3 separate regions of the Homo sapiens genome follow, and all the other regions are linked to region 2. Evidence: chromatin loops called from intact Hi-C (ENCODE). Cell type or tissue: gastrocnemius medialis. All regions are shown on one strand. Region 1 overlaps PTPN14 (protein tyrosine phosphatase non-receptor type 14). Region 2 overlaps PTPN14 (protein tyrosine phosphatase non-receptor type 14). Region 3 overlaps PTPN14 (protein tyrosine phosphatase non-receptor type 14).

Evidence for each region. Peaks named below come from ENCODE experiments on the same cell type or tissue, not always from the same donor. Only the 100,000 strongest peaks of a DNase experiment are listed, where the experiment ranks them.
Region 1: a loop joins it to region 2, with 2.8 times the contacts of the local background. A loop is called at or near these places in 18 of 110 quality-filtered maps.
Region 3: it touches region 2 in a loop (2.3-fold over the local background); 4 of 110 quality-filtered maps call a loop at or near these places.

What each region holds. Positions count from the first base shown.
Region 1 is chr1:214,541,301-214,543,800 of GRCh38, reverse strand. The region is part of intron 1 of PTPN14 (protein tyrosine phosphatase non-receptor type 14); the gene reads left to right. Among named protein-coding and RNA genes, the nearest start is that of PTPN14, 9.1 kb to the left of the region's middle. In gastrocnemius medialis, no CTCF peak of the experiment used is centred here; a DNase peak (open chromatin) is centred at 1,370; H3K27ac peaks cover 2,500 bases.
Region 2 is chr1:214,438,318-214,440,817 of GRCh38, reverse strand. All of the region lies in intron 3 of PTPN14 (protein tyrosine phosphatase non-receptor type 14), which reads left to right. Among named protein-coding and RNA genes, the nearest start is that of PTPN14, 110 kb to the left of the region's middle. RefSeq lists enhancers at 1,045-1,384, 699-1,670. In gastrocnemius medialis, no CTCF peak of the experiment used is centred here; a DNase peak (open chromatin) is centred at 1,177; H3K4me3 peaks cover 603 bases; H3K27ac peaks cover 2,500 bases.
Region 3 is chr1:214,361,035-214,363,534 of GRCh38, reverse strand. All of the region lies in intron 18 of PTPN14 (protein tyrosine phosphatase non-receptor type 14), which reads left to right. Among named protein-coding and RNA genes, the nearest start is that of SMYD2, 81 kb to the right of the region's middle. In gastrocnemius medialis, no CTCF peak of the experiment used is centred here; a DNase peak (open chromatin) is centred at 1,124; H3K4me3 peaks cover 526 bases; H3K27ac peaks cover 2,500 bases.

The sequences.
Region 1 (2,500 bases), 100 kb before region 2:
CTAAAAGTACAAAAATTAGCTGGGCATGGTGGCGTGCACCTGTAGTCCCAGCTACTCAGGAGAATCACTTGAACCCAGGAGGCGGAGGTTGCAGTGAGCTGAGATGGCACCACTGCACACCAGCCTGGGAGACAGAGCGAGACTCCATCTAAAAAAAAAAAACGTGTTATAGAATCAGTGAATGAATGCATTTCTGAAATGCTGACCTGAGGGATAAGAGCTCAGCCTAGTTTGTGATTTATTATTTATTCTTTGATAAATAATTACTATGCTCTGGGAAAATTACATCTTGTTAATGACTATATGTAATTTTTAAAAATTAAACAGATATCAGTATGTATTATACATATCTTATTATCTTTGTTCATTTGAGGAGACAAATTCCATTTTTAAGCTATTTTCTGAAGTTACTCATACTATGGTTCTTAATATTTTGCTATACTTGGATACTTAAAAAACATGGTAATTTTTCCTCTCATTTTCAAGTCTAGGAAATGTTGTAGATCATGGGAGAATAAATATCACTGAAGGGTTAGGAAGGAGGAACATCTCAGGGTTAAGATATAAACCTTTCAGGTTTGGATTTACCGATTAGAATATGCTTAGTTTCCGTCCTATGCATTATTGTCTTTTGTATCATATAGAAAAGAGAAAAAGGCAGAATACCCCATTATTCAAACTCAAAGTTACTAGTTTTTACAGTGAGAGAAAGTTGGAGAGACCCTATGACACCATGTCAAGGCAGATTTGCCAGCTCACGCATATCCAAGACAGCCTGTTCTACTTATGGAACTATAATAAGCAGCAGTGATATCATTGATATTCCCCCCCAAATCACAAGCTTGGCTCTCACCGTTATTTTAGCTCCTAAGTCAACGGGATTAAGGCAGATTTCATGGTCATGAAAGTGAATTTGTCATGAATTACGTATATACTTCAGCTTGATGTTTAAGGTTCTCCACAAATGATTCCCACGTGGGCGTCTGATTTCTTCAGATTTATGTCCCACTATTCCTCAGGGTTATGCCAAACTGCAGGTGTTTCCTGAACAGGCCCAGTCATTTTCCACCTAATGTTGTGCTGTTTCCTTGCCTAAAAATCCTAACACTCATCATTGCCTATCAAAACCATCCCTCCAAGCCCTCCTTCAATACCACTTTCTCTGGGCAGCCTTCCCTAATCTCTCTCTGGGTCAGGCCCTCTTGCCATTCTGGCCTTGGCATTGACCTCACTGTGCCCTGTGTCCTGGTTAACCTACCTCACCCCCTCACTGGCCTGTCAGCTGCCTGGGAACTGCCACTGCTTCACTCCCCCATGTCCCTGCCTGTAACTGTCCATGCAGGTCTGCCTTCCCCTTGCCCAAGAATGCCCTGTGAGGCTGAGGCTGCCCCCCCGCGTCATTATGACAGACACCTGTTGTGGCACCACTTTGTGTATGCTGTCCCCTCTCTTGGTGCGGGCACCAGTCTCCCTTCTATGCTAGAGTCTTTTCTAAGGTATGTCTGATATTTTCGCTCTCCTGCTTAAAATCTTTCTTGCCACCATATATTGTTTACACATATACACAGGCACACACATACACATTTTCTTTATACCTTTACTACATATATACATGCATACTATATGTGTGTGTACATATAACATACATACTATATGTGTGTGTACATATAACATACATACATATATATGTGTGTGTGTGTAGTAAAAGTATAAGGAAATACCAGAAGGATAAACACAAAAGACAGGGTATGGTGAGCAGGGGTGGAGGTGAGGACAGACATGTGATACTGTTTTGTTTCCTAAGCTGAGTGATGGAAACGTGTGTTTATTACATTCTCCCTTCTAAAATATTTCATTTAAAAACTGCTTATGATTAAAGTACACACTCTCTAGCAGAGCACTCAAGGCTCTGCACAGCTCTTTTTTAAAAATGTAAACAGAAAGTCTCATTTATTTTTGTCTGAAGCACACAGGAGCTCACTCAGCACAATACAATAAGCGAATCATACAAATATTGAGAAAAAATATTCCCATGAATACATATGTATATATTCTTAAGAGCAGCAATCAGGAGTTTAACAACAATGTAAAGTGGTTTTCTCTAAATAATGCTTTCTGATGGGCTTTTGGGTAGGAAATGGACAGGTAAATCACCATCACGTAACAGATGAGCTAAGAATAACATCTGTTACCCAAGTCACTGGAACCCTGTGGCCTGCGAAAGCCCTCTTGGAGTTTACATTTAATTCCGTCATTGGCCTGGTTGACTTCCACATTTCACTAAATTTGGACAAGATCAAGAAACTAACCCCTCAACTCTCAATCTCTCATACTCAGGGATGTGGGAGGGAAGGGCAGGTGAGATCAGGTGTGAACACAGTCAGGGCTCTGCATAGCTCTTGATCACACCTAACTTCCTAGCCTTGTCTGGCCTCTCCCCTAAACATCTCTTGGCTCCCTGTGAACCTTCTCCAAACATTTCTCAGGGTTGAAACCTTGT
Region 2 (2,500 bases):
TTAATAGTCAGCAGCATTTACACATTCTTGTGACCTGTCTGGCCTTGTAGGTATTTAGGTCCTGACTGCCGATACTTGCACTTTCTGTATAACTTGAAGTGCATCTCAGTACTTGGGTCAGCCCATATCTCTTCATTGACCCAGTTGATTTTATGTCATTCAGTGTCCAGCTGTATTAACACTTTAGCTGCCTATAAGAGACTGTAGGTGGTTGAGCTGAGTGTGAGAGTATAACTTCCCTAAGTGCTCATTTGAAAACTTTATTTCTGTGTAAAGATCACTCCGGAGGGCTAGATTATATGTCCCTGTCAACTTTCTACTGCAGAGCCATGGCTCAAATTATTCAGATTTCCTCTCTTTATTGCTCACAATATCTGTCTCATCTCTGATTACCCATAAAAGGTTCATGCATAGAAAGAGTACCAAGCGTCTTATAGGCCAATAAAGACATCATTCAAATCTTAAACAAACACAGCCTATTTGAGAAAGAGCCCTTTGCCTTATATCAAGACAGACCAGAATGATAGAGTTTTATATCTAAATATGAGACCCCACATATCAATAAATCACAGAGACCAGTTGCTTTGTTTTACAGATGAAGAAACTGAGAAACAGACAGATAAAGGGACTCTGCCCATAGTCACACAGCTGTTTAGTGACAAGCCTGGCTCTTAAGGTGGTTCTGGAATGGTTTTAGGTGAACCAAGCATGCTGACATGGGAGAGCCCATAGATAGGATTTATTTAAACGTTCAAAAAGTCTTTGCCAATCCTCCCCTCCCCTCCCCTTAGCTGTAACAGCTAAGACACACTGTGGAATTGGAAGGGATGAGTTTTGTCAAAGAGAAGGAAGTAGTTCAGACAGAAGAAACAAAGGGTAGAGGGAAACAGGCACTTCTTTGAGTGAGTCCTTTAAATAGCGAGCATTATGTAGAGAGTGGAACTAAAATGGGTTTTATTTAACGTCTTTATCAGTGATCTCCAGCCCTGGGCACATAGTGAAAGTGCCAAGCTTTCAGATGACACTGAGTCCTTTAGAAGGGTGGAAAATTGAGACATTGCAAGTAAACAGTAGAAAGGTGTCAGCAGGTGTCAAGTTACCAGGTGTGACTCAAATAATGATACTGCTTTCTGGTGTACTTTGTAAAAGCAGAGGAGGCGTAATCATAGCGGGACATGTTGCAACATGTTTCGGTTTACAGCCTCCTAACTCTCAAGGTCAGCTCGTCAATCTTGTGCTTGCAGCTGGGGAGAGTGAGTAGACATTTCGCCTGACGTTTGCTGCCAGCATAAAAATGAGTTACCGTTATTCAGAGCAAATCCCAGCAACTTTGACGTAAGTTTAACTGAAATGCGAGTTAGACACATGGTCCTTTAGTAGAAAATCACAGAGATGAAGCAATGTTGGAAGCAAATGCTTTTGACCAGCATAAATGTTTTGAAGAAGGTAGAAAAGATAGATGTTTATGACAGTGACTAATGTGAGAAACCCATAGGTCTAACTAAGGAAAACATGAAAAAGGTCGGTAATTTGGATCCTTGAAATAAAATGGCCAACTGTGAAAAGATAGCTACTGATGAGGATACTGATGGAAAATTTGAAGCAAGTTATGTATCTGCTAGAGCTCTGTATGTTTTGAATGATTGTTGGAATCAGCAAAGAACTAGTATTTTTTGGTTTAATCTTCAAGGAAAATAATAGCTGGAAATAAAACAATAAAAAAAACACTACAAAGGAGAACATACATTAATGTGGGAAGTAGGGGGAAAAAAAGGAAAAAGAAGGAGAACAGACTTGAAGACCTCACTCTCTGGTGTTTGTTTCTTGGTCAGGCTCTGTAAACTCCCCAAAATTAAGTTCTTGTGTTTAGAATCAGGAGATGATGCTAGCATAGCTATTGTAAGGATGAGTTCAGAAAGCATTTGCCATTGTGCTTAGCATATAGTAGGTCTTCAAATAATATTTGTTTTTTTTAAATGAAAAGATATACTAGAAGGTAGCAGGAAACTGCTGCATCCCTCAGAGAGCTGTGCTGGTATCAGTCACCTGGCAGAAGATTCTCTGTGACCCACACTAACCAGAAACATAGGGGAAGAACATTCTGGGAAATGGAGTGCAGCCTAGTCAGGTTGAGACATTACAATGCCACTGTGAGGCTTCGTACATTATTAATGATTAGTAAAACCCAAATCACTGTAAACCATACCCTACTAGAAACTCTACTGAGTACAAATTTTGTACTGACTGGCGATTTCCAAAATTCAGAATTACTCCCTCAAAACAAATGATTTGATATTATTGAAGATAACTTCAAATTTGTCCCTAATTCCCTCAGGCAATTCCCAAAAGTGGAATTGCAAACAATAATTTAAGCAAACATTTTGTGTTATTATCATAGACATGTATTCCCAGGGAGGTTCCCCACCCTCATTCCAGTCCCATATGAGGGAGCAGATCTGCTGCAGAGGACGCGGCCTGGTGCTTTGTCCTGTGCCGAGTG
Region 3 (2,500 bases), 77 kb after region 2:
CAGTTTTCAAATTATATGGCTTGAAAAATTAAAGGAAACTTGTGGTTTGGTAGTTTTTAAATTACAGAATGATTTGTTGCAACTCTGTGGAGGAATTTATATGATAATATACCTATTTATTCAATAGCATGAATCGTTTGAAAATCAGATTAAATATTGCTACATGAAGTTTGTCATATTGAATCATCCAGGAAAACAACGAATGCTAAGCTTAGACATTAAACTCTCTGCCCATGAAAAGATAATTTTGAGAATCTTCCAGTCTGTCCATGGGAATGAATGTTTGTGCTGCTAAAAATTGGAAAAGGGGCAATCCCAACTGTAGCCCAATGTTAGAAAAACATAAAACAAAGCTTGAGCGAAATGTTCATCATGGAATCAGTTGAGACTACATAACAGAAATGTCATTGCCCTCTGAGTTTTTACCATTTTGCCCCACATAGGATTTTTTTATTGTTTGCCTCTCTATTCCCATCACTACTAGAGGTCTCTAGAAATCTCTAGAACAATGAGTAACCTGCCACTGAGTCTCAATCCATCCATTGCTAGGAAGACAAAATAAGATGAGGTAGAATCAGTGTGTGCATGGCTTGAGGGCCTCATCATCACCTTCCCCACCTAATCGTCCTTTCCTTCCCTTCATATCACTTTTGTCACCAAATTCCCCCCTTGTTTTCTTTTCTTTTTTTCTTTTTTTTGAGACAGGGTTTTGCTATGTTGCCCAGGCTGGCCTCAAACTCCTAGGCTCAAGTAGTCCTTCCACCTCGGTCTCCTGAGTTGATGGGATTACAGGCGTAAGCCTGGCCACTCCACTTCTTTCCCCATTCCCTGTGCTCCGCTCCCTACTTCCCCTTTTCAACTCAAGAAGCCATTCTGTCTTGTCTGACACGAAAGACTATTCTGTTCTGAGCTCTTTGGAGACCCATCAAAGGCTGAGCCTCAGTGAGGCAATGACATGGGGGCTCACTGAACACCAGATGTTACTGGTCTGGCAGAGCACAGACAAGCATATCAAATCCGGAACAGTTTGGAGTAAGGGATTCGGCCAGTGTGGCCTCCTGTGGACTTGGTGAAGGCTCAGGGTGGTTAAATGCTCTATGGTGTGTCCAAACATAGCGGATTTCCTCAGTGCCCAACTGCATGCCAGAACATTCTTTGCTGGGACGTGGTCAACCCAAAAAGAACTTCTGTTCCCATTGATATTCAAAGATAGCAAGATGACTCATATTTTTCACTTCTCTTCCCCTAGCACAAATATAGCCAGTCTTATCTGTCCTATTTCCCATGGTTGCTATTGGTAGATGGTTAGCGGGGAGAAATGCTCTCCTTTTGTTCTGGTACTGTTCAGGCCTGGCTAGTAAGATCCAAGCCCCTATTTCAGGAGAAGAGTAGACCATGTTTAGTTTATTTTGTGTTTCAAGCAAAGATTTTAACAAATATATATTAAATTGTGGGACCATTTTTCTCCTGTCCAAACTCCCCTGCCTTCTTTCCACAGCTTCTGGATTTAGCATACTTTATATTTTAGTCTGTAATTCATGCAGTTTTAATTCTGTCAATGAAATGGCCTTTCTTTTTCCTGGACTTGTCCCTCTCAGTCTCATTCTAAACACAGAAAAGTTGAGCAGAAACAATGAAACACAGACACTTACAATGAGGTTGGTAGCTGTGCAGTGGGGAGTGGGGACAGCTGTCCCAGGCTGCTCTGGGAAGCCTCCCTGTGGCCCAGTGCTTTTGGTCACTGAGTGTTAGCTGAGACTTTTTAAGGTGCATAGAGTTTTTCAGAAAGCACTCGTTTTATGGTCTGCAGGACACTCAGTCCCTTGGATGTAGCTGTCTGTTCCAGCTACAGCTAATTACAAAAGGTCAGGATCTCAGTAGCCAAAGGGCAGATGTCTTGATCTTGCTGCTTTTCTGAGTAAGTTATACCTCCTTCATAAAGTGAGGAGGAGAAAATGTCTTCTAGACAAGATTGAGCAATTGTCAACTGCTTTGTGCTTCCTTGGCTTGGGGGCAGTTAAGAGCAGAGCCTGTGGGAGTGAATGAATCTTTAAGCCAGCTGGGACCCTTTCATTGAAGACCAGGAGAACTTTCTTTGTCATATCCCCAGACTTGAACATATCAGACAATATACTGTCATTTAGGCTCAGTCCTACAGGTAATTGAGATGGGGATGATGGTAGAGGAGGAGGAGGAGGATGTGGTGGTGGAGGAGGTGGTGATGGTGACAACATTGAAAATAATATCGTAACAGCTAACTTGTGTCTAGTGTTTACCATGTATACGCACTATTCTAAGAGCCTGATAGTATTAACACAAGTAGCCTTTGCAGTGACACTGTGAGCTAAGTCCTGTTAGTATCTGTGTTAGTCCATTCTCACACTGCTATAAAGAACTACCTGAGACTGGGTAATTTATGAAGGAAAGAGGTTTAGTTGACTCATAATTCTGCAGGCTGTACAGGAAGCATGGCTGGGAGGCCTCAGGAAACTTACAATCA